Linked DNA regions of Homo sapiens: region 1 is linked to region 2. The links are chromatin loops, found by intact Hi-C in ENCODE. Cell type or tissue: dorsolateral prefrontal cortex. All regions are shown on one strand. Each heading gives the region's core, and the rest is flanking DNA. Links, peaks and the distances in the headings are about the cores only. Region 1 holds the start of SYT9 (synaptotagmin 9). Region 2 overlaps PPFIBP2 (PPFIB scaffold protein 2).

Region 1 (10,210 bases), core at 1,027-9,026, 410 kb after region 2:
AATGGTCTCAAAGGTTGTTCTCTACTTGGCTGCACATTAGAATCAATAGATGAACTTTAAAAATACTGATACCAGGCCCATTTCCCAGAGACTGTGATTTAAAACTGGTCTAGGGTGCAGCCCAGTCATTGGTAGTTTTTGTTGTTGCTGTTGTTTGTTTTTTCTTTGTTTGTTTGTTCCAGCTCCCTAAGTATTCCTAATGTGCAGCCAAAGTTGAAAACCATGACCTAGAAAAAGCTTTTCTTGAATAGAGTAATATTTACATGGAGAGAAGAATCACTAATCATGAGTCTTAAGGCTCTGCTTCATACTCTGACCTGCTGAACCTTTTCTAAACATTGGGTACAGACACAGAGAACATGCAGAAAAATCTCCAGAATATGGAGTTGGAACATGAATGGAAAACCAGTATCCTGGATAACAGAATTCATAATCAAAAATACTAAGCTGAATCTTTACAACTACATAGAATGTGACCTACACTTAGGGATTAAATCCATCATACAAGTACAGAAGAGAGAAAGTAGGTCTAAGGGTGGCTCTTATGAAAAACACCTAGAAAATTTTCATTGACAATAACTCCTCAGTTTTCAGTACATGTGATGTGACTACCTAAGAAGCTACTTTCACTTAGACCCAATTCTTCTTTTAAATGGACTCCATGGCCCTGGGCTAGTTTACTTCTCTGGACTTCAGTTTACTCATATATATCAATCACTTTTAGCCATGGTTCTTGAACTTTAATGTGCCTACAACTCTCACCTGAGGATCCTGTTAATATACAGATTCATATTCAGTGGGTCTGGGACATAACTGAGATCTCCAATTCTAACAAGCTCCCAGCAGCTGCTGCTGCTGCTGGAACACAGATAAGTGCTTAAAAGACTTGTGAGGACTAGTGAAATGACCTACATAAAGTGCTTGGCACAGACATGGTTGGCACCCTACAGAAGAAAAGACTTAAAAAGAAAATGATAAAAACATGTTTAAGACCTAGTCATTACATGATCCAATCCTCCTTTCTGTTCCTTGGAAAGAGTGGATCTAGATAAGTTAGGCTAGTTTACCTCCTAATAGCCAAAGGTGTATGATGGAGAAGAGAGATAAGACTAATGCTTTTTGACCAAAAAAAGTATAATCAAGATCCATGGGTAGAAATTTAAGAGACCTTTTAATTCCCTACAAGGAAAACCTTCTAACAATACATACTGTTCTATAACCAATTAATCTTCTTGACAGCGAAGTCTCCAGTTAAAAAATACGAGCATAGAGCAATTGACATTAAAGAGGATAGTCATACCTCAGGTCACTGTTCAACTGTAAAACAGCTTGGCTATCTAAAGAGGCATCACACACTTAATGTGTTACAAAAAGTTAAAATAAAATAAAAAATAAACCTCATGATTTCCCTCCTCACCCCTACCTTCTTCCTGAAGACTTCTACTTGTACATGGAATTTTTTAGGTCAAAAAGCCTTTGAAGCATCCTTAATTGCCCTTCTCTCACCTTTCACATCTCTTCCTTCAATAAATACTTGCGGCTGTACCTGCAAATTGCATTCATAATCCAATTACTTCTCATCACCTCCATTACCACTATCCCTGTTGAAGTCACTATCACCTCTGTCTGGATTTCTGAAATAGCTTCCTAAGTGGTTTCTCTGACTTCACCTTTGCTCTTCAACATAGCAGTCAAAGTGTTGTCACTTCTCTGCTCAGCACCTTCTAATGGCTTCCTATCTCATTCAGAGTAAAAACCAAAGTCTTTATAATGGTTTACAAGACTCTGCATGATCCACCCTCTCTAACTCTTGACCATACACGTCTTATCACTCTCCATCTGTTTCACACCTCTCCAGCCACCTCTGAAGTCACCATTTCTAGAATCATATCAATAATGCTACCACTTCAGGGCCTTTGCGCTTGCTGTTCCCTCTGCCTTAAAGGCTAGTCTCTGAGGCCTGCAAGTTTATGTCCCACATCATTAACATATAAAACACCATAAAGGCAACCAACAGAGCATTCTAATTGCTTTCTATGGACAAAAGTGCTCACACTCAGCACTTTCCTTTCCACAAGTTGGTACAGATGACAGACTGGGTGAGGCACTTCAGTTCCAACTGTGACTTAGGCTTATTTTTTTAAACCACAATTGCATCAAGTCCTCTGTGAACACCAAGTCAGGGAAATCTGGGTGCGGTACTCCCCCAACAGGGCACTATAACTACCTGGACAAAAAAGAACCTTTCTGATGGCTCAGGCCCGCTGGTCTGTGCCCTAGTCTTTCCACACCTCTGAAAAAATGAGTAAATTTCCTAGATGCAGGGTCACTTTGCTGTCCACAGGAAATTATATCTTTTTTCTCCTTTTATAACCAAAGTCCTTAGTTCAGCTTGAGAAAACCTAGCTATCACAGGGTGGCCGTGAATGGACAATAACAGAGAAAGCTGGGACATGGCATTCAGGTGGATTCCTTTCCAGAAAAAGAAGTCATCCATTTACCGAGATGACTCTCTCTAGGAACCCATGTCTCAGGGCTGCTGTGCATGGTTGTTCTGGTTCACACTATCAACAGCAGGGACATTATTCACACGGCGTTGTGTGGTGCAGCTTTTCTACTACTCAGCTTTTAGGGTTCCGAGATTAAAGACACTCTTGCTTCAGAGGGATGAAGACAAATGCATCTGATGTAAGAATTAATGTCGGCAAGGCAAGGAAGGAGGGAAATGAAGGGAGATTTGGAAATGAAGGGAGAAGTGTCCTGAAGGAGAGGGTGCACTTTGGATGTAATCTTTGGCCTCATTTCCTCTCACCTTGCACTCGAAAACCCCCACCCCTGTCCTCATGAGCTGGCTACTTTCCAACAAAAACCAAAGAGCCACAGGGGCATGGGGCTACTTCAAAACCCTTGTGTCCTAGTTTAAGAAAGCAGAGCACTGCTATCAGGAACTCAGAGCAGCAAGGTCGACTCCTATCTCTAGCTATTCCTCCGCCAAGGAATCAGATTTCCTCTTGTAAGAAGCCTACTTAGTGACTCTTTCTCAGGGGTTGCCTGGTGTAGGGGCTGAAGAGAATCTGAGAACACAGGATCCAGCTCCCGGATTAAAAGGAGTAGAAGCAGAAAACTGGCCAAAAAGATGTGATTCAGAGATAGGCCTCATCCATCTTCTCTTGTAAAGCCAAAGACAACTGCTTATGTGGGATAACAAGGAGAACTCGTGGTCTGGTCACAGGCAAGGAAGTGAGATGTTTCAATACTAATACTTGCTTTGGGCAAAGCATGCAAAATAATTGTCTTGCTTCTGCTGCTTAAGGACGAACTTCCCCGACTTAAGACATCTTCCTGGGACTCCAGCTTGTGAGATAAGGGACTGTGGTTTATTCAGCACATCACATCCAGCAATGAGATGCACATAGGCTGGACATTAAACCTCCCTGGAAACCACTGGGATCAGTATTTCTCTACCCAATTATCCACTTTGAAGTAATATATCAATGATCATTCAATAAACTTAGTTAATATAACCACCGGCAATGGAAAACAATATTTTTTTCTTTTTCAATAGGAAAAAAAAGCCTCTGGTAGGGAAAATCTGATATAAACTTTAAAATTTTAGCAGATGACTTCACCCCACACGACCATCTTGAATATATCAAGGATATGCTATTTAAGTCTGGCTCAGTGTGACACTCTTTATAAATCAAATAATTCTTTAATTTATCTTTTGGATAAATGGATTTTTATATAATAAATTGTTTTCAATTCGTACATCATAATTTGCAAGGCAATAGCTCATTTCCAATATTTATACATAGCAATATCAAGAGAAAGGCCATTTTCTCATCCCATTTTTAACAATCCAACCACAATATGCTGTTTTGGTAAGTACTTAGGTTGGGAGAATATTCGAGAAAACTATTTCTCCAGGTGAGAAACATCTCAAGCAAACATTGGAAGGAATGCATTTTCCAGTAGCCAGTAACGGATGAGACGACCTGGGAGACCCAGGGACCTCAGGAAAAGCAAATGGCTCCACTAAAACTCCCTCCTCCAACCTTAATTGGTCAAATGCCAAAATAAATGAACTTTCCAAAGTTAAGAGCTTTGCAACTTTCACTAGGAGTAACTACAGGTGCACAAGCCAGGACCGACGAGTCTACGAACCCCATCGTGGCCGGCGGTAGTCGCTGGTCGAGCCTAGCGCCCAGGCCCAGGCCACCTCCATGCCGTGCGACCCGCCGGGAACGGGTTCAGGCCCGTCTGCCCAAGGCCAGAAGCACCCTGTCCCCGGCCCAACGCCGGATCGCGTCCCGCCCTTCTCACCCCATACCAAGGAAAGGAACTAGACGCTTGGGAGAAAGGATGAGCAGCACCCGGTGGGATTCGGCCCCAACCCGGGGCCGTCCCCAACTCCCAACTTCCCAGAGTTTCCTTCGGCCTCGTCCCCCTTCCCACGGCTCCGAGGCCGCCGCGGCCTCCCCTCGCTCTGAGTGCAGATAGCCCGGGAAGTGGAGAGCGTAGCTCGGAGCTAGGGAGCCGCCCCCAGGAGCCTTGGCGATGGGAGCGCAGGTGGCGGGCGTGGTCCCTCCAACCCTGCCCTAGCCGACCCGGAGTCGGCCTCCGTGCAGTAGCCACCGCCCGGGTCCCCGCCTGGTTACAGCATCAGGCCACAGTGCGCTGGTTCTTGATCACTCTCCTGGCTCGGTGGCCGCCCCCCGCCCTCTCCCAGTCCGCGTCGCTGTTCTGCCTCAGGCCCCGGTGCGGCCCCAAGTCCCAGCCCAGGGCCCTTAGGTCCCTCCAGGCGGCGGTGGCGGCACTCACCTGGGTCGCGGAGCCGGGGTCTGGCACGGTCCCGCAGGTGGTAAATGAAATCCTGGCAGCTGTCGTGCTCCAGGGCCCCACGGGCACAGAGCTCGGCCAGCAGCTGCAGCGCCTGGTGACAGAGCGCGTCCCTGGCCCCGGGCATCGCCCCCCCGCATCCTCGGACCGCGCCGGGCAGGCGGGCGCAGGAGACAGCCCTCCGCCTGCCAGCTCAGAGCCGCCGCCTCCGGGCCGTCCGCGCTCACCGCCAGGGACCTGCCGAGAAACGGTGCGAGCCTGAGCCCGAGCCCCAGACCCAGCCGGCCCGGCCTCCCACCGGTTGCATGCAGCTCTTCGCCAGCCGGTCGGTCAGGCTTTCTCTCTCTCCCGCCCGGTCCCTCCGTCCCTCCCCAGACACCGAGGAGAGGCGGTGCCGCACAGCCCAGAGCGCCTCTCTGCTTGCGCTCCGCCCGCTACTCGCGGCCGCCGGGGGGCGGGGCCAGGTCAGGAGTGCGCGCCGCAGGGTAGGATAGCGGCGGCCCCAGACCGGGGACCTGGGGTACTCCCCGGCTCCTGGCCGAGCGCGAGACTTGGCTTGGGACCTCGCGCCCAGAGCGGCCGCGCCCTGGCTTGGGGAGTGTGAGTGAGTGCGCGCTCCGGGCGCTTTCGCTACTCCACCCCTCATCCCTGATGCAAACCAAGCACCCGCTCCCACCGCCGAGTGTGTCCAAAGCACGTTCTTGGATGCCTAGTGCGAAGGTTACAATCTGGGCACACCCGCCAGATGCGCAGAACCGAGTCCCTGCTTCGAACTTGGAAAGAGCCGCCTGGGTTTGAACCATGGGCCTATGGGTGTCAGATGCCCAAATGCAGGGTTTGGGTCCAAGATTCGCCAACAAAGGAAGGATTTCCCAAGCACAGGCCCTTTTCGACCACTGTGGTGATTTGGATGGAGAAGGTGGAGGCTCTAGGTCAGAACTAAGATCAAATAAATAAACGATTCCTGGGAAAGACCCTGAGGCTTACCTGGGCTTCGTGGGTCCCTTAGTTTTCTAAGCAACCGTTTGGAAATCCAAACATTGCCAAAGTGTCTTCAGCACCCAAGGAGGAGTATCACAGAATCTTGGAGAGTTGGAAGGAACCTCAGGGCACCTCTCATCCACCCATCTTTTCAGCCTTTCAAGCAGTAAAGCCTAGAAATAACCACGAAGTACTCTGGGTGTGTGTGTGTGTGTGTGTGTGTGTGTGTGTGTCACTGTGCCACAAGCCTTTTAGGTACATAATCTCATTTAATTCTGTACATAGCCCAACAAGGTCTGTGTAATTGTTATCCTCATTTTACCAATGAGAAACTGGGGCCTGGGGACTCACAAAGGTGTTACTTGCTCAAATTCATACATGATGAAGGTAGCTTTGATTTTCTCTCTTTCTTTTTTCTTTTTTCCTTCTTTTTCTTTTGTCTTTTTTGTAATACTGGTGTTCAGGCCCCCACTCTAGAGCAATTAGAGTAGGATCTCTAGAACTGGTAACTATCATTCTTAGCCATGAGGTTGTGCCGTCTCTACGGACATATCACAACAATTCATATTTGCACAGAAAGATAATTTGGGATCCTATAGAATGCTCACGCAACAGGCAACCTTTGAAATCCTGCTGTGAATGGTACTAGGGTTTCAGGGAACTTACATGGGAATAGCAGAGAAAATGCAAAGTTGTAAAGGTAAAGATGCCTCCAGAGAGTTGCAAAGAGACAAACAGAGGGAGGAGAAACCAGCTTTAAGGGAGCCTGTAGGGGAGGTTGAGCAGATGCTGTTTCTTCAAAGGGGGGAACCCCTAGAGAAGAAGAAAAAGGCCATGAACAGAGAAGGTGACACCAGAGATAGTGTGATGCTGGGGGGGGGTGGCGGGGGGGACATATAGTAATGGTGAGAAGGTATGTGTGTTGAAGCACATGGAAATATTACCCTAATGCCATCATGTCAGAGAGGAACTGAAAGCAACAAGTTCAGTTAAAAAATGACTTTGATAAACCAGGCAAGAGATGATGAAGGCCTAAACCAGGCCAAAGGCATTAGCTGATTGCTAGAAACATCCAAATTTGAAAAACATTTCAAGTATTAAGTGACAAGATTGCAACCAATGGAATAAGAAAGAAGTGAAAGGCACAAACGTTTCAAAACGTTACCTGGGTCATATGTGCTCACACCCTAATAACACTTAGAAATGCAAGCCTAGAGTTTAGGAGAGAGTGAAGACTGGCAATCATCATTGGAAAGGTAGAAACTGAGTTGCCACATGGGATGGTTCCTTCAAGAAAGAAGAGTTGAAGAAATGAAAGAGGAGATTGGAAGGTAGCAATGAGAACAGGAGGAAAGATTGTACAGAGGGGAGTCATAGGGATCACGGGAGGAGGAGTGTTTGGTAGAGGAGCGAGCAACATCAACTGTAAACTTTCAAATATAGTTTAAAGAGAAAAAACTAAAAAGTGTCCTTTGGATAAAGTAGACAGTAAGACATTCAAGATTTAGACAGACTAGTTACTATGCAACCAACCTTGTGCAAGTTAACATTTTTGTGCCTAGGGTTTCTCATCTTATCTCAAAGATAACGTGTATCTTTGGGCTGTTACAAAGATTACATAAAGCAATATATTTAAGTGCTTGTAATAGTGCTGCCACATAGTATGGGCTCAACCAATATGTGTTTTTGCTGTTTCTGTTATGTTTCTACTACAATGTACGAGGTGCTAAACACACTTTCTTAATCTATTACTTACAACATCCCAAAGTGGTTGATGCTATATTTCCTATTTTACAGGCAAAGAAAGTAAAATCAGGTGGTTAAACAATTTGTTCAAGGACAAATTGGTAGACTGTTTCCAAAGACAGCCATAGCTATCCCTCCAATTCCATGTGTCCTTTTGGAGTGTGATTTTACCACTCTTCCCATCAAGAAGTCAAGTCTGTTCCCCTCTGCTTGAATTTGGGCCTGCCTTGTGACTCACTTTATTCAACAGAATGTGTAGAAGTGAAATTCTGAGCTGAGTCTAGACTTGAAAAGATCTTGCAACTTTTACAGGATATCTTGCTGGAGAGGGGTCCAGAAGAATGAGAAACAATGTGGAGAAAGAATATCATACAGAAGGGAAGTGAGATACTGCTATAGAGTGAACTGTAAATTCTTATGTTGAAGCCCTAATTCCCGATGTCACTGTATTTGGAGATAGGACTTAATTAAGAGTAAATGAGGTCATAAAGGTAGAGCCCTGATCCAATAGGATTAGTTTCCTTATAAGAATCATCAAACCAGCTGGCTGTAAGTATTTGGGTTTATTTCTGGGTTCTCTATTCTGTTCCATTGGTCTGTATACCTATTTTTATACAACTACCATGCTGTTTTGGTGACTATGGTCTTATAGTATAGTTTGAAATCAGGTAATGTGATGCCTCCAGATTTGCTCTTTTTGCTTAGTCTTGCTTTGGCTATGTGGGCTCTTTTTTGGTTCCATATGAATTTTAGAATTGTTTTTTGTAATTTTATGAAGAATGATGGTGGTATTTTGATGGGAATTGTGTTGAATTTGTAGATTGCTTTTGGCAGTATAGTCATTTTCACAATATTAATTCTATCCATCTGTGAGCATGGGACATGTTTCCATTTGTTTGTGTCATCTCTGATCTCTTTCAGCAGTGTTTTGCAGTCTTCCTTGTAGAGGTCTTTCACCTCCTTGTTTAGGTATATTCCTAAGTATTTTATTTGGAAAGGACACCCTTTTCAACAAATGGTGCTGCAATAATTGGCTAGCCACATGTAGGAGAATGAAACTGGATCCTCATCTCTCACCTTATACAAAAATCAACTCAAGATGGATTAAGGACTTAAATCTAAGAGCTGAAACTATAAAAATTCTGGAAGATAACATTGTAAAAACTCTTCTAGACATTGGCTTAGGCAAGGATTTCGTGACCAAGAACCCAAAAACAAATGCAATAAAAACAAAGATAGATACATTTCTGGGACTTAATTAAACTAAAGAGCTTTTGCACAGGAAAAAAAAAACAGCAGAGTAAACAGACAACTCACAGAGTGGGAGAAAAATCTTCACAATCTATACATCTGACAAAGGACTAATATCCAGAATCTACAACGAACTCAAACAAATCAACACGAAAAAAACAAACAATCCCATCAAAAAGTGGGATAAGGACATGGATAGACAATTCTCAAAAGAAGATATACAAATGGCCAACAAACATGAAAAAATGGTCAACATACTAATGAACAGGGAAATTGAAATCAAAAGCACAATGCGATACCACCTTACTCCTGCAAGAATGACCATAATCAAAAAATCAAAAAACAGTAGATGTTGGTGTGGATGCAGTGAACAAGGAACAATTCTACATTGCTGATGGGAATGTAAACTGGTACAACCACTATGGAAAACAGTGTGGAGATGCCTTAAAGAACTAAAAGTAGAACTACCATTTGATGCAGCTGTCCCACTACTGGGTATCTACCCAGAGCAAAAGAGGTCATTATACGAAAAAGATACTTGCACATGTATGTATATAGCAGCACAATTCACAATTGCAAAAACACAGAACCGACCCAAATGTCCATCAATCAATGAGTGGATAAAGAAACTGTGATATATATATATATATACACACATATATACGTATATATACATATGTATATATATATATCACGTATATATACACGTATATATACACGTATATATGTATATATACGTATATATACACATATATATGTATATGTGTATATATGTGTATATACATGTATACGTGTATATATATGTATATATGTGTGTATATATGTATATATGTGTATATATATGTGTGTGTATATATATATGTATATATATATGATGGAATACTACTCAGCCATAAAAAGGAATGAATTAACGGCATTCATAGTGACCTGGATGAGACTGGAGGCTATTATTCTAAGTGGAGTAACTCAGGAATGGAAAACCAAACATCTTATGTTCTCACTCACAAGCAGAGCTAAGCTGTGAGGATGCAAAGACATAAGAATGACACAATGGACTTTGGGGACTCAGGGGAAAGGGTGGGAAGGGGGCAGGAGATAAAAGACTTCAAATAGGGTGCAGCGTATAGTGCTTGGGTGATGGATGCACCAATATCTCACAAATCATCTCTAAAGAATTTAATCATGTAACCAAACACCACCTGTTCCCCAATAACCTATAGAAATAAAAAATAATTTTTAAAAAGAGTCATCAAAGAGTTTGCTTTCTCTCTGCCATGTGAGGACACAGTGAGAAGGCAGCTCTCTGCAAGCCAGGAAGAAAGCCCTCACTAGAAATGGAATTGGCTGCAACCTTGAGCTTGGACTTCCCAGACTTCTGACTGTGAGAAAATAA
Region 2 (10,065 bases), core at 2,066-10,065:
AGCGCCTCTCCTCCTCCAAAGGAATGCAGCTCCTCACCAACAACAGAACAAAGCTGGATGGAGAATGACTTTGACGAGCTGAGAGAAGAAGGCTTCAGACGATCAAATTACTCTGAGCTACGGGAGGACATTCAAACCAAAGGCAAAGAAGTTGAAAACTTTGAAAAAAATTTAGAAGAATGTATAACTAGAATAACCAATACAGAGAAGTGCTTAAAGGAGCTGATGGAGCTGAAAACCAAGGCTTGAGAACTACGTGAAGAATGCAGAAGCCTCAGGAGCCGATGCGATCAACTGGAAGAAAGGGTATCAGTGATGGAAGATGAAATAAAAGAAATGAAGCGAGAAGGGAAGTTTAGAGAAAAAAGAATAAAAAGAAATGAACAAAGCCTCCAAGAAATATGGGACTATGTGAAAAGACCAAATCTATGTCTGATTGGTGGACCTGAATGTGATGGGGAGAATGGAACCAAGTTGGAGAACACTCTGCAGGATATTATCCAGGAGAACTTCCCCAATCTAGCAAGGCAGGCCAACGTTCAGATTCAGGAAATACAGAGAACGCCAGAAAGATACTCCTCGAGAAGAGCAACTCCAAGACACATAATTGTCAGATTCACCAAAGTTGAAACGAAGGAAAAAATGTTAAGGGCAGCCAGAGAGAAAGGTCGGGTTACCCTCAAAGGGAAGCCCATCAGACTAACAGCGGATCTCTCAGCAGAAACCCTACAAGCCAGAAGAGAGTGGGGGCCAATATTCAACATTCTTAAAGAAAAGAATTTTCAACCCAGAATTTCACATCCAGCCAAACTAAGCTTCATAAGTGAAGGAGAAATAAAACACTTTACAGACAAGCAAATGCTGAGAGATTTTGTCACCACTAGGCCTGCCCTAAAAGAGCTCCTGAAGGAAGTGCTAAACATGGAAAGGAACAACCGGTACCAGTCGCTGCAAAATCATGCCACAATGTAAAGACCATCAAGACTAGGAAGAAACTGCATCAACTAACGAGCAAAATAACCAGCTAACATCATAATGACAGGATCAAATTCACACATAACAATATTAACTTTAAATGTAAATGGACTAAATGCTCCAATTAAAAGACACAGACTGGCAAACTGGATAAAGAGTCAAGACCCATCAGTGTGCTGTATTCAGGAAACCCATCTCACGTGCAGAGACACACATAGGCTCAAAATAAAAGGATGGAGGAAGATCTACCAAGCAAATGGAAAACAAAAAAAGGCAGGGGTTGCAACCCTAGTCTCTGATAAAACAGACTTTAAACCAACAAAGATCAAAAGAGACAAAGAAGGCCATTACATAATGGTAAAGGGATCAATTCAACAAGAGGAGCTAACTATCCTAAATATATATGCACCCAATACAGGAGCACCCAGATTCATAAAGCAAGTCCTGAGTGACCTACAAAGAGACTTAGACTCCCACGCATTAATAATGGGAGACTTTAACACCCCACTGTCAACATTAGACAGATAAACGAGACAAAGTCAACAAAGGATACGCAGGAATTGAACTCAGCTCTGCACCAAGTGGACCTAATAGACATCTACAGAACTCTCCACCCCAAATCAAGAGAATATACATATTTTTCAGCACCACACCACACCTATTCCAAAATTGACCACATAGTTGGAAGTAAAGCTCTCCTCAGCAAATGTAAAAGAACAGAAATTATAACAAACTATCTCTCAGACCACAGTGCAATCAAACTAGAACTCAGGATTAAGAATCTCACTCAAAACCACCCGACTGCATGGAAACTGAACAACCTGCTCCTGAATGACTACTTGGAACATAACGAAATGAAGGCAGAAATAAAGATGTTCTTTGAAACCAACGAGAACAGAGACACAACATACCAGAATCTCTGGGACACATTCAAAGCAGTGTGTAGAGGGAAATTTATAGCACTAAATGCCCACAAGAGAAAGCAGGAAAGATCCAAAATTGACACCCTGACATCACAATTAAAAGAACTAGAAAAGCAAGAGCAAACATATTCAAAAGCTAGCAGAAGGCAAGAAATAACTAAAATCAGAGCAGAACTGAAGGAAATAGAGACACAAAAAACCCTTCAAAAAATTAATGAATCCAGGAGCTGGTTTTTTGAAAGGATTAACAAAATTGATAGACTGCTAGCAAAACTAATAAAGAAAAAAAGAGAGAAGAATCAAATAGACACAATAAAAAATGATACAGGGGATATCACCACCGATCCCACAGAAATACAAACTACCATCAGAGCATACTACAAACACCTCTACGCAAATAAACTAGAAAATCTAGAAGAAATGGATAAATTCCTCGACACATACACTCTCCCAACACTAAACCAGGAAGAAGTTGAATCTCTGAATGCACCAATAACAGGATCTGAAATTGTGGCAATAATCAATAGCTTACCAACCAAAAAGAGTCCAGGACCAGATGGATTCACAGCCGAATTCTACCAGAGGTACAAGGAGGAACTGGTACCATTCCTTCTGAAACTATTCCAATCAATAGAAAAAGAGGGAATCCTCCCTAACTCATTTTATGAGGCCAGCATCATTCTGATACCAAAACCTGGCAGAGACACAACAAAAAAAGAGAATTTTAGACCAATATCCTTGATGAACATTGATGCAAAAATCCTCAATAAAATACTGGCAAAACGAATCCAGCAGCACATCAAAAAGCTTATTCACCATGATCAAGTGGGCTTCATCCCTGGGATGCAAGGCTGGTTTAATAGACGCAAATCAATAAATGTAATCCAGCATATAAACAGAGCCAAGGACAAAAACCACGATTATCTCAATAGATGCAGAAAAAGCCTTTGACAAAATTCAACAACCCTTCATGCTAAAAACTCTCAATAAATTAGGTATTGATGGGACGTATTTCAAAATAATAAGAGCTATCTATGACAAACCCACAGCCAATATCATACTGAATGGGCAAAAACTGGAAGCATTCCCTTTGAAAACGGGCACAAGACAGGGATGCCCTCTCTCACCACTCCTATTCAACACAGTGTTGGAAGTTCTGGCCAGGGCAATTAGGCAGGAGAAGGAAATAAAAGGTATTCAATTAGGAAAAGAGGAAGTCAAATTGTCCCTGTTTGCAGATGACATGATTGTATATCTAGAAAACCCCATTGTCTCAGCCCAAAATCTCCTTCAGCTGATAAGCAACTTCAGCAAAGTCTCAGGATACAAAATCAATGTACAAAAATCACAAGCATTCTTATATACCAACAACAGACAAACAGAGAGCCAAATCATGAGTGAATTCCCATTCACAATTGCTTCAAAGAGAATAAAATACCTAGGAATCCAACTTACAAGGGATGTGAAGGACCTCTTCAAGGAGAACTACAAACCACTGCTCAAGGAAATAAAAGAGGATACAAACAAATGGAAGAACATTCCATGCTCATGGGTAGGAAGAATCAATATCGTCAAAATGGCCATACTGCCCAAGGTAATTTACAGATTCAATGCCATCCCCATCAAGCTACCAATGCCTTTCTTCACAGAATTGGAAAAAACTACTTTAAAGTTCATATGGAACCAAAAAAGAGCCCACATTGCCAAGTCAATCCTAAGCCAAAAGAACAAAGCTGGAGGCATCACACTACCTGACTTCAAACTATACTACAAGGCTACAGTAACCAAAACAGCATGGTACTGGTACCAAAACAGAGATATAGATCAATGGAACAGAACAACAGAGCCCTCAGAAATAACGCCACATATCTACAACTATCTGATCTTTGACAAACCTGAGAAAAACAAGCAATGGGGAAAGGATTCCCTATTTAATAAATGGTGCTGGGAAAACTGGCTAGCCATATGTAGAAAGCTGAAACTGGATCCCTTCCTTACACCTTATACAAAAATCAATTCAAGATGGATTAAAGACTTAAAGGTTAGACCTAAAACCATAAAAACCCTAGAAGAAAACCTAGGCATTACCATTCAGGACATAGGCATGGGCAAGGACTTCATGTCTAAAACACCAAAAGCAATGGCAACAAAAGACAAAATTGACAAATGGGATCTAATTAAACTAAAGAGCTTCTGCACAGCAAAAGGAAACTACCATCAGAGTGAACAGGCAACCTACAAAATGGGAGAAAATTTTCGCAACCTACTCATCTGACAAAGGGCTAATATCCAGAATCTACAATGAACTCCAACAAATTTACAAGAAAAAAACAACCCCATCAAAAAGTGGGCAAAGGACATGAACAGACACTTCTCAAAAGAAGACATTTATGCAGCCAAAAAACACATGAAAAAATGCTCATCATCACTGGCCATCAGAGAAATGCAAATCAAAACCACAATGAGATACCATCTCACACCAGTTAGAATGGCAATCATTAAAAAGTCAGGAAACAACAGGTGCTGGAGAGGATGTGGAGAAATAGGAACACTTTTACACTGTTGGTGGGACTGTAAACTAGTTCAACCATTGTGGAAGTCAGTGTGGCGATTCCTCAGGGATCTAGAACTGGAAATACCATTTGACCCAGCCATCCCATTACTGGGTATATACCCAAAGGACTATAAATCATGCTGCTATAAAGACACATGCACACGTATGTTTATTGCAGCATTATTCACAATAGCAAAGACTTGGAACCAACCCAAATGTCCATCAATGATAGACTGGATTAAGAAAATGTGGCACATATACACCATGGAATACTATGCAGCCATAAAAAATGATGAGTTCATGTCCTTTGTAGGGACATGGATGAAATTGGAAATCATCATTCTCAGTAAACTATCGCAAGAACAAAAAACCAAACACCGCATATTCTCACTCATAGGTGGGAATTGAACAATGAGATCACATGGACACAGGAAGGGGAATATCACACTCTGGGGACTGTTGTGGGGTGGGGGGAGGGGGGAGGGATAGCACCTGGAGATATACCTAATGCTAGATGACGAGTTAGTGGGTGCAGTGCACCAGCATGGCACATGTATACATATGTAACTAACCTGCACAATGTGCACATGTACCCTAAAACTTAAAGTATAATAAAAAAAAAATGACAACATGCTCTTTTAGGCTGCAGAAACTAATATTGGAGCATCTGTAACCTTTGGCAGAGTCTTGTTTGAAACTGGTCTGTACTCCACTACACTGTAAGCACCTTTAGGCAGGGACCTTGGCATTCATGCCTGTATCTCTAGCCCTGGCATGGAAGGTTCTTAACACACACATGCGAAGGAGTGGGTGGATGAGGAACTTAGGAGCACAGATCTCCTTGGCAACTGGAGGACTGTCTACAGGAGCCAGTGCAGAGCAGGTGCTCCAAGTTTGTGGTGAGGACGGGTATGGTAAGACGACAAGAAACTTCAAGGTGAGCTGTGCTCTGGCTCAAGGGCAGACACGGCACTGTGGGAGAGCTACCTGTAACTGGATCATGCGGGAAGGCTTCCTGAGAGATGGTCTCTTTGCCGTGCCTTGAGAGACAGGATTTTCCCTCATGAAGGGGACTAGGAGAAAAATGCATTCCCTAGTGAGGGAAGGGCCTGAGCAGACGCCTGGAGGGAGGAAGGACTAAAGAGTGGAGAGGAAACAGACATGTTTGGGAAGTTGGTGAGTTGGGGTGGAAACACGGAGCTTGAGGTGCTCAAGGGCCTTCCACTTGGGGGAGCTATTTAATCAGACATTACGCCTGAGCTGCTCCAAGGGCAAGGCCTGGGAGGAGGCTGTGTGTCAGCTTGGGTGGAGGCAGAAGGCAGGGTGTGCACGTGTTGGGGACGCCTCTGCTCCAAGCTGGGAGTCGCACAGATACCCCTTGCAGATGACGGGAGATAGAGTCAGGCAGTGCTGTGGGTAAGGAGCCTCGTTGCTTTACCCGCTCATACCCTAAACACCTGCCTTGCCCAGCCACAGTCCCAAGAATGGAAAAAGCACGTTCTGTGAAGCAGCCCCGGAGGGACCTCCTGGTGACCATTTCACAAAACACAGTCTCTACAGAACATTCAAAACAGTTTTTCGGAACTTTTTTTCCAGCAGGTTTTATGAACTAACAGCTCTTCCCCTCGAGTGTGAGAGCCTCCAGGCTGTCACCAGGAATATCACGAGCCATCGAGTCTGTGTGCTGATATGTCACTGCCCTCCCACAAAGTGGTCTGCAGTCCACGTATAAAAGTACAAAAGGTATGAAGCCTGCGGTGAAGAGCGCAGCATGGTTGAAGACACACATGGACCCTGGGGCCACCCCTGGACACCTGTCCCACAGCTCTGCTTCATGCCTGTCAGCAGCCTGTCTGAGACACCCTGCCAGCCCGGACTGGGCTTGCAGAGGGGGCTGTGTGCCCGCTCCCCACAGAAGCAAAGGCTCCGGGGCCCCCACACATGCCTCCCTACGCTCTCAGCCACGAAGAAAGTCATCTCCAGTCATCAGAGTTGGGGGCAGGCAGGCGAGAGTCATTCAGCAGCTGGTCCTGGCTCAGCATTGTCTGAAAAGGACACAGCCGAAGGGTCAGTTTAATAGAGTTTTGGTCCAGGCTGCCCTGCGGCAGCTGCACCGGAACTAGAGGGCACTGGGTGAGGGCTGCATCTGACACAGGTGCACTATAAGTTTATAGTGTCCCAAGAAACCCTGAGTATTGGGTCAGAATAAACAACACTATTAAGATAAAAATAAATTGTTCATCTTAGAAATAAATTTTCTATTTTCAGGCCACCAAAGGCCTAGATCATAAGGGCAAGTGTGGGCAGATTCCTTTCATGGGTGGGCCAATAAATAAAAACGTTGAGTAAAACTGATCCTGTTTGGAGTCAGGGAGACTTTCCTGTTTTGTCCTTGAAAACAAGGAGAGTCGTGTGTCCCTGTCCTTGTCCTGTCATCCCAATGGGCCTTGCTAGACAAGCAAGCAAAGTACAGGGACAGGGGCCTCGATGGGGACAGACACTATAGCCAATAGGCTCAGTGATGGAATGTCCAAGAACTAAAAGGCCTTGGGAGTGATGGATCCTCAAAAACAAATCCTGTGCTCTGTGGCTGGCCTTTTCCTGCCAGCTCTAGTCTGCCTATAAGCCTGGCAAGGAGGATGTCATTAGCCCTGCTTTACAGATAACTAAGCCAAAGCTCAGGAGAGAATGACATCCAAGGTCACAGAGCTAGTGAAGTCAGAGCAGGGACTTCAGCCTCACTCCAAAGCTGCTTTTCGAGGCCAAACTGCTTCCCCATGATATGGTTTGTCCTTTCGGGCGTGCCAGGATGTGCTCACAAGCCTGTCAACACTCTGTGATACCCACAAAGTCAGAGGCACGATAGGAAATGCATATGTCTCTGGGCAGAGGGTGGAAGTGTCCACTAGGACAGGATGCAGCCTGGGCTCTAGGCTGATGAGACAGGTGATCTAGAGTTGCTGAGCATCTTGGTTTCCTCATCTCTAAGCCTGGGAAGAGGACCTGAGATCTAGTGTGCTTTAGCTGGCTTTGGCTAACAGCCGATGAGCCTCCCCACTGCCCTTAGGGGCTCAAGGTCCAGTAACAGGCCAACAGAGAAGGCCCCTGGGCTGCTTTCTGCCTCGTGGCTGGCTCAGGCTCAGGCTGTGACCCCAGCACTAAGCACCATTCTTCGCCGTCCCCCAGGCCTTGTGCATACCACACCACACCACACCAAACTCACTGGGCCTCCCTGGCACCAGTCTGACTGTGGGGAGAGGGTCAGAGTCCTACCGTAAGGCGGTGAATGTCTTGGGAGAGGAGCCCTATCTGCGTCACGGTACCTTCCGAAGGTGCCATCTGTAAAATGGGCAGCAGCCTGGTCAGCACACATGGATGCAGCTTGTGATTCAGAGAGATGGCATGCAAGTCCTGTCGTGCTCAAGCCTGGCTTCTCCAGGGCATGCTTCTCTGGAGGGACAGGCAAGGAGTGGGCCAGGCCCTGAGGAGTGACAGGTGGGTGGAGCACATGCTGCTCCTGTTTCCTGGGGAAAGGCATCAATGTCCCACACTGCATGCATACCTCTCCTGGGGCCCCACTGGGAACTGGCATTCAGGGTACACAGAGGCAAGACACAAGCTTGTCAGAAGCAGCCCTTCTGCACGTGTTCAATGTTCCAGCTATTTCCAGGAGCAGAGAGCAGTAGGAATGAAGGCCTTCAGGATGCTAGACTCCTGCTACCAGGCAACAGGAGCTCAGACACCAATGCCCTGACATAGGTGGGCATCCTTCCTCACTACTCAAGAGCCTCCCTCCTGCCCCTCCTTCTCAGGTAATGCTGGTCTCTTCCTCCTTCCCTAAACCTACTTAGACACTGTAGATTTGGAAACATCCTCTGTAAATTTGGAGGGCACCAAGTGTAACCCCTCCCTTGTTTTATAGGTAGGAAAACAAGCCCACAAAGGGAACAGGACTTACTTGAGGGTGCAGAGAATCAGTGGCACAACAGTTCCATGCAGGTTTTGAAAACAGGCACATGCAGAGATCCCTGTACCGCAACATAAGAAACAAGGGACAAAGCCTGCCCTGACTGGCTCTACAACTCCAGTGGCCAGGCATCAGCCTGAATGAGCACTTGTCATCCAGTGGACCTGGGTACCAGGATCTATCAGCAGCATTGCCAGCTGGCAAGCTTGTCCCCACATCTCTCACCTCCCAGGAGGCAGTGGCCTGTGGCAACAGACCATGCCTGAGGCTGCTGGTAGTTTAAGAAGCAAATCTTAGCATAGCCTCCATCTGGTACAGAATCAGAGTGCTACAATGGAATGGAGTCATCAGGCCGTGCCCAGGCCATCAGACAGCGGTGACGTGGTGTTACTCTTCTGCGATGAGGCCCAGGGGATTGAGGGGAGCCAAGCACTGCCTGGGGGCAAACTAGAGTCTTCTGACCAGGAGTCCAGACTGGCAAGGCACATCTCTACCTCAGTCCCAGCCAGACAAGGCCCATCTGGAGGAGCCATTATCAGTCATTATCAGTCAGTCAGCCTCTAAATCAAGGGGACAGATCTCTTTCAGTTCTGCCAGCAGACAGACCAGCCCCCACCATGGTTATGAGCCTAGCTAAGTCAGTAATAGAGAAGCCAGCAAAACACATGAAAGAGAGTCTTTCCAGCAAGGTGCCTTCTTGTCTCCCCACCATCCCCTTCACTGGGGGGGCTCATGCCACTGAAAGCACTCAGCTTTGAGGTCTGCACGACAGATGGACCCTATGGTCAGGATGTGCATGAGACTTGAAGCCCCCTCGGCTTCACAGAGGGAAGCAAATTCTGAAGCAGTGCGGCCACGGACCTCCTCTGAAGGCTATGGGAGGGGGTCCCGCCTTGCTCTACCCCCCTGGTGAATCCTGAGCATGCACCTGGCTGAGGACTAGGCTCAGTGCCACCGGCTCTTCAGCTCTGCAATCCGTAGGACTCCATTTCCAGCTACCCTCAGCTCTTTTTCCCCAACAAAGTTAAAGATATGGTGAGCTGCTTGCTTTCCGCATAAATATTGCTTTTATTACAAGAAAGAAGAGACCACCTCTGAAGTAAGGCACAACACAATTCCATTGTCACTGTGGCAGAAGTCCCTGTTGCTCATCCCTTTGATCTCAGCCAAGACTGTGGTCCACGGGCCTAAGGCACTTGAGCTTTTCCCTCAACTGAAGTGTAGGGGGTGCCTGAGAGCTGAGCCTCGTGGGAGTGTCCATGGTCTCTGGACCTGCATCGAAGTTCATGTGTTTCCACTGGTGCTGAAGATGAACATCAAGAATTACTAGACATGTAAAAGTGTCTTTAAGTGTCTTTCCTCCTGAGTCCACCTTTGGCAATGGTCCCCAAAGCCTGGCCCCTTAGAGATGCAGCTCCAGATCCTGGCCACCCTCAGGGTTCAAAGAGACTGGCCCAGGGGTACACAATTGCTGGAATATTCTCTGCGAGTCATGCACACGTGCGGGGGTGAGGTGCAGTTATATGGTGACACACACAGTGTTACTGTGAGCTCTCAGGGTGCACAGAGGGCAGGTGACAAGGGCATCAGCTAATCTGTCCCACCTGGTCCAGCCCATCCAGTTCAGGGGCATCAAGGGGGCTGAG

What was found. Hi-C counts contacts between places; a loop is a spot of excess contacts. Peaks named below come from ENCODE experiments on the same cell type or tissue, not always from the same donor. Only the 100,000 strongest peaks of a DNase experiment are listed, where the experiment ranks them.
Region 1: it touches region 2 in a loop (2.3-fold over the local background); 2 of 110 quality-filtered maps call a loop at or near these places.

What each region holds. Positions count from the first base shown.
Region 1 is chr11:7,246,943-7,257,152 of GRCh38, reverse strand. SYT9 (synaptotagmin 9) reads right to left here and starts at 5,249. Exons shown (of 7, transcript NM_175733.4): 1 at 4,822-5,249. The coding sequence starts at 4,966. RefSeq lists a silencer at 5,217-5,356. In dorsolateral prefrontal cortex, for the core only: CTCF peaks have their summits at 4,961 and 5,161; DNase peaks (open chromatin) are centred at 4,282 and 5,102; H3K4me3 peaks cover 2,261 bases; H3K27ac peaks cover 1,884 bases; H3K27me3 peaks cover 1,050 bases.
Region 2 is chr11:7,653,159-7,663,223 of GRCh38, reverse strand. It overlaps PPFIBP2 (PPFIB scaffold protein 2), which reads right to left. Exons shown (of 24, transcript NM_003621.5): 24 at 9,468-10,065. The coding sequence ends at 10,006. Among named protein-coding and RNA genes, the nearest start is that of CYB5R2, 15 kb to the left of the region's middle. In dorsolateral prefrontal cortex, for the core only: CTCF peaks have their summits at 5,472 and 5,673 (motif pointing right); DNase peaks (open chromatin) are centred at 5,733 and 6,216; H3K27ac peaks cover 4,999 bases.